Linked DNA regions of Homo sapiens: region 1 is linked to region 2. The links are chromatin loops, found by intact Hi-C in ENCODE. Cell type or tissue: IMR-90. All regions are shown on one strand. Each heading gives the region's core, and the rest is flanking DNA. Links, peaks and the distances in the headings are about the cores only.

What was found. Peaks named below come from ENCODE experiments on the same cell type or tissue, not always from the same donor. Only the 100,000 strongest peaks of a DNase experiment are listed, where the experiment ranks them.
Region 1: a loop joins it to region 2, with 4 times the contacts of the local background. A loop is called at or near these places in 1 of 110 quality-filtered maps.

The regions. Positions count from the first base shown.
Region 1 is chr6:41,809,017-41,813,415 of GRCh38, forward strand. All of the region lies in intron 3 of USP49 (ubiquitin specific peptidase 49), which reads right to left. Among named protein-coding and RNA genes, the nearest start is that of TOMM6, 24 kb to the left of the region's middle. In IMR-90, for the core only: no CTCF peak of the experiment used is centred there; no DNase peak of the experiment used is centred there.
Region 2 is chr6:41,876,767-41,881,165 of GRCh38, forward strand. All of the region lies in intron 2 of USP49 (ubiquitin specific peptidase 49), which reads right to left. Among named protein-coding and RNA genes, the nearest start is that of USP49, 16 kb to the right of the region's middle. In IMR-90, for the core only: no CTCF peak of the experiment used is centred there; DNase peaks (open chromatin) are centred at 1,665 and 2,325; H3K27ac peaks cover 1,158 bases.

The DNA.
Region 1 (4,399 bases), core at 69-4,068, 68 kb before region 2:
GATCCTCCCACCTCAGCCTCTAGAGTAGATGAGATCATAGGTGCATGCCACTATGCCCAGCTAATTTTATTTTTTGTAGATATGGGGATCTCACTATGTTGCCCAGGCTGGTCTTAAACTTCTGGGCACAGTGATCCTCCTGCCTTGGCCTCCCAAAGTGTTAGGATTATAGGTGTGAGCCACCACACCTGGCCTAGTCTCTTTAAAATTAAAAAAAAAAAAAAGGCCAGGTGCGGTGGCTCATGCCTGTAATCCCAATACTTTGGGAGGCCGAGGCAGGTGGATCACCTAAGGTCAGGAGCTCGAGACCAGACTGACCAACATGGTGAAACCCCATCTCTACTAAAAAAATAAAAAAATTAGCCAGACGTGGTGGCAGGCGCCTGTAATCCCAGCTACTCAGGAGGCTGAGGCAGGCGAATCGCTAGAACCTAGGAGGTGGAGGTTGCAGTGAGCCAAGATCGCGCCATTGCATTCCAGCCTGGAGGACAGAGCAAGACTCCGTCTCAAAAAGAAAATAATAAAATAGGCCGGGTACGGTGGCTCACACCTGTAATCCTAGCACTTTGGGAGTCCGAGGCGGGAGGATCACAAGGTCAGGAGATCGAGACCATCCTGCCTAACGCGGTGAAACCCCAACTCTACTAAAAATACAAAAAATTAGCCAGGCGTGGTGGTGGGCGCCTGTGGTCCCAACCTACTCAGGAGGCTGAGGCAGGAGAATGGCGTGAACCCGGGAGGTGGAACTTGCAGTGAGCCGAGATTGCGCCACGGCACTCCAGCCTGGGTGACAGAGCGAGACTCCGTCTCAAAAAATAAATAGATAAATAAAAATTAAAAAATAAAGAAAATAGGCCGGGCGCGGTGGCTCACGCCTGTAATCCCAGCATTTTGGGAGGCCGAGGAGGGCAGATCACGAGGTCAGAGGATCGAGACCATCCTGGCTAACACGGTGAAACCCTGTCTCTACTAAAAAATACAAAAAATTAGCCGGGCGCGGTGGCGGGTGCCTTTAGTCCCAGCTGCTCCGGAGGCTGAGGCAGGGGAATGGCGCGAACCCGGGAGGCGGAGCTTGCAGTGAGCCGAGATCGCGCCACTGCACTTCAGCCTGGGCGACAGAGCAAGACTCCGTCTCAAAAAATAAATAAATAAAAATAAAAAAATAAAGAAAATAATAAAATAGGCCGGGTGCAGTGGCTCACGCCTGTAATCCCAACATTTTGGGAGACCGAGGCAGGCGGATCACCTGAGGTCAGGAGTTCGAGACCAGCCTAGCCAACATGGTGAAACCCCGTCTCTACTAAAAAAAAAAACACAAAAAAAATTAGCCAGGTGTGGTGGCAGGCGCCTGTAATCCCAGCTATTCGGGAAGCTGAGGCAGAAGAATTGCTTGAACCTGGAGGTGGAAGTTGCAGTGAGCCAAGATTGTGCCATCGCACTCCAGCCTGGGGGACAAGAGCGAGACTTCGTCTCCAAAAAATAAAAAATAAATAAAAAATAAATAAATAATTCAATTCCCTAAAGATAGTTCCTCTTTTTTTTTTTTTTGAGACAGAGCCTCACTCTGTTGCCCAGGCTGGAGTGCACTGGCATGATCTTGGCTCAGTGCAACCTCCATCTCCCAGGTTCAAGCAATCCTCCTGCCTCAGCCTCCCTAGTAGCTGGGATTACAGGCAAGGGCCACCACACCCAGCTAATTTTTGTATTTTTAGTAGATATGGGGTTTCACCATGTTGGCCAGGCTGGTCTTGAACTCCTGACCTCAGGTGATCCTGAGGTCAGGTGACCCGCCTCAGCCTCCCAAAGTGCTGGGATTATAGGTGTGAGCCACCGTGCCCGGCCGGTAGTTCCTCTTTCAAGGTGAATTTCTTTCACCTCCATTTATTCTCTACTTTTCATTTCTGTGAGCAAATGCAGTTTCATGATTATGAGGTCAACCCAGAGAAGTTCTAAATCCAATGTACTGTGAGTAGCCCCTTTAATTTTCCAGATGCCGTTTTTGGCCTAGTCCTATTTATGTGTGCCAAAACCCACAAATAAATAAATATACTGCAGGACCAAATTAGAGATTCTTCCCTTTTTTATTGCCTGTTCCAGATGGCAGAGGCATGTCTTTATATAAGAAACCCTCAAATCATACAAAGGGAAGCGACCTAGACTACTCTCAATCAAGCCAGATCATGATTTTCTCATTGCTAAGCACCCTTTACATCATTTTTCTGGATGTGTTTGCCCACTTTCTAACAAGATATACAGTAGCCTCCCTTTATACATGGTTTCACTTTCTGAGGTTTCGGTCACCTGTGGTGCAGTACAGTAAGATACTCCAAGAGACCACATTCACATAATTTTTATTACAGTATATTGTTGTAATTGTTCTATTGTATTATGTTATTATTACTGTGCCTCATTTAAAAACTAAACTTTATAGGTATGTATGTACAGGAAAAAAACATAGTATATATAGGGTTCGATACTATCTGTGGTTTCAGGCATCCACTGGGGGTCTTGAAACATATCCCCTAAGGATAAGGGGGGAATACTGTAATCTTCTTCAGAGAGGAGATTATGTATATTTCTGTTTTTACCCCCTTATAATGCCAAGACTTGTGGGTGCTCAACTCTTAGTGGTCAAAAGTATTCTGTCAGAATTACCCTCTCACACAGTCTGGAATAGTATTGAAATAACCATTTTTGTTGATTTTTCTTAGTGCACAGCCAAATCAAAACACACATACATTAAAAGATGGAATAGTAAATAAATGAATTTTCTTCTTGCTACTTAGTACCAACTAAGGGTACAAATTGGGTACACATTGATGCTTACAACTAATTCCTGGGACACAAAAGAAAGTAATGAAGGAATGAAGGGGAGGGAAAAATATCAAGATGCAGACAATTCCTGTTTCTCACTCTCACTAATTCAATATTCTTTGAAAATGTAGTCCCTGAACTACCTACCAACATCTGAATTCCCCAGGCTACTTGTTATATATACAGATTTCCTGGTTACTACTCCAGTCCTGATGAATCTGAACCTGGAGAGGCTTCTAAAATCTCAATGATTCTTTTTTTTTTTTCAGACGGAGTTTCGCTCTTGTTGCCCAGGCTAGAGTTCAGTGGCGCAATCTAGGCTCACCACAATCTCCGCCTCCCGAGTTCAAGCGATTCTCCTGTCTCAGCCTCACAAATAGCTGGGATTATAGGCATGCGCCACCACGCCCGGCTAATTTTGTATTTTTAGTAGAGACGGGGTTTCTCCATATTGGTCAGGCTGGTCTTGAACTCCCGACCTCAGGTGATCCGCCTACCTCGGCCTCCCAAAGTGCTGGGATTACAGGCATGAGCCACTGCGCCCGGCCAGATGATTTTTTTGCACATTAAAACTTTAGTACAGGCCGGGCGCAGTGCTCACGCCTGCAATCGCAGCACTTTGGGAGGCCGAGACGGGCGGATCACGAGGTCAGGAGATCGAGACCATCCTGGATAACACGGTGAAACCCCGTCTCTACTAAAAATACAAAAAAATAGCCGGGCGTGGTGGCGGGCGCCTGTAGTCCCAGCTACTTGGGAGGCTGAGGCAGGAGAATGGCATGAACCCGGGAGGCGGAGCTTGCAGTGAGCCGAGATCACACCACTGCACTCCAGTCTCTGGGCGACAGAGCGAGACTCCGTCTCAAAAAAAACTTTAGTACATTAATCCAGTAAATTGTATAGGGATAAAAGACTCTTCATAGAAATCAAAGAAAGAATTTTATTTCTCAAATTCTTCCACTTAGACTAACACTGTCCAACAGAACTTTCTGCAATGATATATTCTCTATATATCAATGAGAGGGATATCAATATTTTCTATCTGTATATATTCTCTATGTATCATCAATCATATATATCACTGATATATTGAGACTATAGAGAATATATACAGATAGAGAATTCATTATTATTACACATTATTATTGATAATATTCTCTATCTGAATATATTACAGTGCTGTCCAGTACTATAGTAACTAGTCACACGTGACTACTGAGCACTTGAAATGTGCTAGTGAGACTAAGGGACTGCACTTTTAATTTTAATTAATTTTAAGTCACATGTGGCTAGTGGTTATGGTATTATATTAAGACAGCATAGACTTAAACACACCAGGACACTATCTTTAGCTTGCTCTGCTTTGCTTTTTGTGTCCTTTCCTTCGAAAGATTCAGTACTAGCTAAATCACATCTGAATAGCCTCCTCTTACAACTCAAAACCTGATGCCTGGCAAATCCCCATTTTAGCCTTGATGTGTCTTCAGGAATTTAATTGCTACCAAGATCTTATCATATGAAATACAGCAGAGCTTCAAATCCTACAAAGAGAGAATTATTTCTGTAAATGAATATAGCAACACCA
Region 2 (4,399 bases), core at 102-4,101:
CACACAACTAAATAAAGAAAAAATTTACATGCATTTACAGCTAAATAAAGAAAACTTTAAAGTTTTAAGGAGACCACAATCAGCAATTACAATTAAATCTCCCTTGGCTGCTAAATTAGGAAGCCCAGCATAGGATAGCGGGAAGAGAACTAAATAAACTAGGTATCAGGAAGCCTGGGTTTCAGTCCACACTCTGCCACTGATTAATTATGTTATCTCCAGTCCCACTCAAATTTAAAATTCTAAAATTTTGTACATATCGCCCAGAGTAAATAAGAAACATATAACATTTCACATTTCAGTGCACCACATAGAAAGCATGAACAAAAGGCTCAAGGTCTGCTGACTTTACTAACATTCAAAAGTATTAGTTTGCCATGGGTTTTGTCCATTTATGACTCTCAATAATGGTTTAAGTTTAAATTCAAGGCCTCTGCACAGAAAACTGCAAAACAGAGATGTTTGAATTATTGTGAAATACAAAGGGTAGCAGGATTGCATTTACACATTTTGACTACGATTCAGAATAATCTAGGTGGTAAAAATGCTGTTCATTTGCCACATTAATTGACTTCTTAGAAGTTATTTATTAAAATGCTTCCTCACCATTAAACAGAAATGCAGTCCACAAAGCTGTATTTACAGTATACATGGAATGGCAATCTAGACTGTGAGCTAGACTGGGAGAAAGGGTTATTTATCATCCATTATTGTGTCCTGTTGACACAGCATAGTACATGGTACAAAGGACATATTAATATATACTGCTGGTCTAATGAATCACTCATATGGGATCCCATTTTTTTTTTTTTTTTTGAGACAGTCTCGCTCTGTTGCCCAGGCTAGAGGGTAGTGGCATGATCTTAGCTCACTGCAACCTCTGCCTCCCAGGTAAGCAATTCTCATGCCTCAGCCTCCCAAGTAACTGGGATTACAGGTTTGCACCACCACATCCAGGTAATTTTTGTATTTTTAGTAGAAACAGGGTTTCACCATGTTGTCCAAGCTGGTCTTGAACTCCTGGCCTCAAGTGATCTGCCCACCTTGGCCTACAAAAGTGCTGGGATTATAGGCGTGGGCCACCACCACGCTGGGCTGAGGACCCCATTTTTTACATTTATCTTAAATTTTACTTCCTAGGCAATATGCTGCCTAACATTTATAAAATTCTTTTTTTAGAGACAGAGTCTCACTATGTTGCCCAGGCTGGCCTTGAACTCCAGGCTCCAGGGCTCAAGCGACCCTCCCACCTCAGCCTCCCAAGTAGCTGGGATGCTCATTTGTAAAGGATGTAACATCAGCTCTACTTTCTTCCAAAAGAGCTGCAAAGATCAAATAAGAAAATGTGTGTAAGTGCATTATAAACTGGCAAGAGCTGTATATATGTTAGGTATTCTTTCTTTGCTACCAAAGAAAGCAAAGACTTTATGTCATTATTCTAGCAAAAAGAAACACTGATATTCAAACATCCCAGGTGTTCTGGGGCAGGCTGGGATAAAAGAGCTTCATCATTCAGGTAGAATTCAAGAATCCTAAAATGTGTTGGGTATCTGGGTCTTTATAATTTTAACTGACAGCTTAATAAGAACTAAAGGACATACGATCTTAGCCAGATTGGGAATTCCTTCTCACCAAAAAATGTGACCTGAGAGCAAAGGAATGTGCTTGCATTCTCCTCAGTCATCCAAGATAAATGCAAATAAAAACAATACCAAATCCCATTTAGTTTGTAGAGCGGCAGCATCAGCCACAAAAATCACCTTCTATATAGCATATACCAGAGTTGCTACTTCATCACTCTGCTTAAATCTAATCCTGCTTCTTATATGTCCCACATATAATAAATATTAATTGGTAAAGTTCAGTCTGCCAGCATACATTAAAATCATTAATTCTGTCATTATCAAGCACTTCTTATAAATACTATATAGCAATTTTGTCAGCAAAGCAATAATTTTAATGAGAAAACATTTATGAATATTTATTATACTTCCTCCTAGATACCATATTGTGTGAGGTGTTTTCATGTACACTTGCTCAGTTAATTCTCACAATGAGGTGGGTATCAGCAGGATTTTACAGCATGAAGCACAGAGGGCCCAATTTCATTAGGAAATGACCCAGGATCACAAAGCAAGGAAGCAGCAACACACAGGCCCAAGATAATTGCTTTGAATTGCTGCAATTCTAGTAACCCTAAATCGGTGGCAAGGAACATAAAATTTATTTAAGTAGGTTTTTTGCCTGTGGTAAAACTTAGTTGGAAGTTAGCCTTGTTTGAGAAGTTACTCAACTATGAATCTGCACTCATTCTACAAAAATGCTTTCTAACTTTAAACATAGGTCAGAGAGGTATGGTGGCTCATGCCTATAATCCCAGCACTTTCAGAGGCCAGAGTGGGAGGACTGCTTGAGGCCAGCAGTTTGAGACCAGCCTGGCTAACATAACGAGACTCTGCCTCTATGTTTTGTTTGTTTTTGAAACAGGGTCTTCCTCTGTCGCCCAGGCTGGAGTGCAGTGGCGCAATCACGGCTCACTGCAGCCTCAAACTCCAGAGTGCAAGCTATCTTTTCACCTCAGCCTCCCAAGTAGCTGGGACCACAGGTGCATGCCACCACACCTGGTTAATTTTTTTTTTTCTAGTTTTATGTAGAGACGGAGGGTCTTTCTATATTAAGGGGAAGCCCAAATCAAACTGAATTGTGCTAAGACAAACCAGAAAAACTCAAAGTGCCTCTGAAAGTGGGGATAGCAGACAAAGCTAAAAAAAGGAGAATGGAGTAAAAGTTCTACCCCTAGATTGCTGCCCTGTCTCCAAGCAGCTGCTGGGCAGAGGATGGGAGGTTTGTTCTCTGGAAAGATTACTAGAGAGACTCTGGACTAGGCACAACTAGGGGCAGGCCCACCAGTCTAAAAAAGATGGTGATTAAGAGAAAGTTGATATCGTGAAAGGTGAAACATCCCTAGCCATTTTCCCCACTCAGCTTCCCAAATGATACAGCCAGGTTTGTAAGCCCTAAGCAGATAATAGGAACATTCTTTCTGGGGATGAACCTGGTCAAGAGAAAAGCACAAATACTGACTGCTAGAGGTGTCCTCTCCAAGAATAAACCACCAGTTAACTTTCAGAAGCTGACACTTGGGCAAATCCAGCTTTCAGTTTTTTCGTGGCTCACTCCTGAATATGAGTAAAACAGCCAAAGCTATACTTTTAAGGAAATTCCCTAAATGAAAGATCAAAATAAATGAAATGAACAAGTAATGTATTTTAAGGAAACACAGATTTTACAGAAAGCTGAGGAAAGAACATGTTCAGAGAAGAGCTAGTCCATCTGAAACAAAAATAGATGACTATTAAAAAGCAACATTCACAGAAAAAAAAAACTTAAAAATTAAAAATATGACAGCATAAATATAAAACTAATTAGAAAGGTCTTAAGATGAAGTTCAAGACACCCCCCAGAAAGTAGAATAAAGAGACAAAAAGATGGGAAATAGGAAAGGAAAATTAAAGGACTCATCAGTCTAGAAATTCCAACACAAGTATTGAGAGTTCGAGAGGAAGAACAGAGAAAACTGGGGGCAAGGAGGAAAAGGAAGAGATTGGTTAGAATTTAAAAATTCAAGAAAATTTCCCAGAACTGAAAAGTGTTACCAAATTGAAAAGGCCCTCCAAGCGTCCAGCATAACAGACAAAACAAGGCCTAGAATGAGGCTAATTATATTAAAATTTCAGAACATTTCCAGGGAGGAAAAAAATAACCAAGAATCAGAACATCATCAGACTTCTCGTCAGCAGCAACAGAAGCTAGAAGCCAATAGAGTGATGCCTGATAAAGTCAGAGAAAATATTCTCTTATCTAGAATTCTATACCCAGGTAAACTATAAATCAAGTATAAAAGAAAATAAAGATATTTTCATATATGCAGATTCCCAAACAAATTTACATCTCATGCACCTTTTTCTCAGGAGCTTCTGGGGGACATGCTCCACACAAATTAAAATATAAACAATAAAGGAGAAAGATATCAAGTCAAGGAAAACAGGGGGTTCTCCGTAAGAAGGCAAAGGAAATACCCAGGATACGAGGGGAAGTAGATCCCAGGATAAAAGCTGGGCAGGTCTAGAAAAGAACCTACACAGATTTTTATTTATTTTATTTATTTTTTATTCTTTTATTTTGAGATGGAGTCTCGCTCTGTTGCCCAGGCTGGAGTGCAGTGGTATGGTCTTGGCTCATTGCAACCTCTGTCTTCCGGATTCCACCAATTCTCCTGCCTCAGCCTCCCGAGTAGCTGGGATTACAGGCGCCTGCCACCACACCTGGATAATTTTTTGTATTTTTAGTAGAGATGGGGTTTCACCATGTTGGCCAGGCTGATTTCAAACTCCTGACC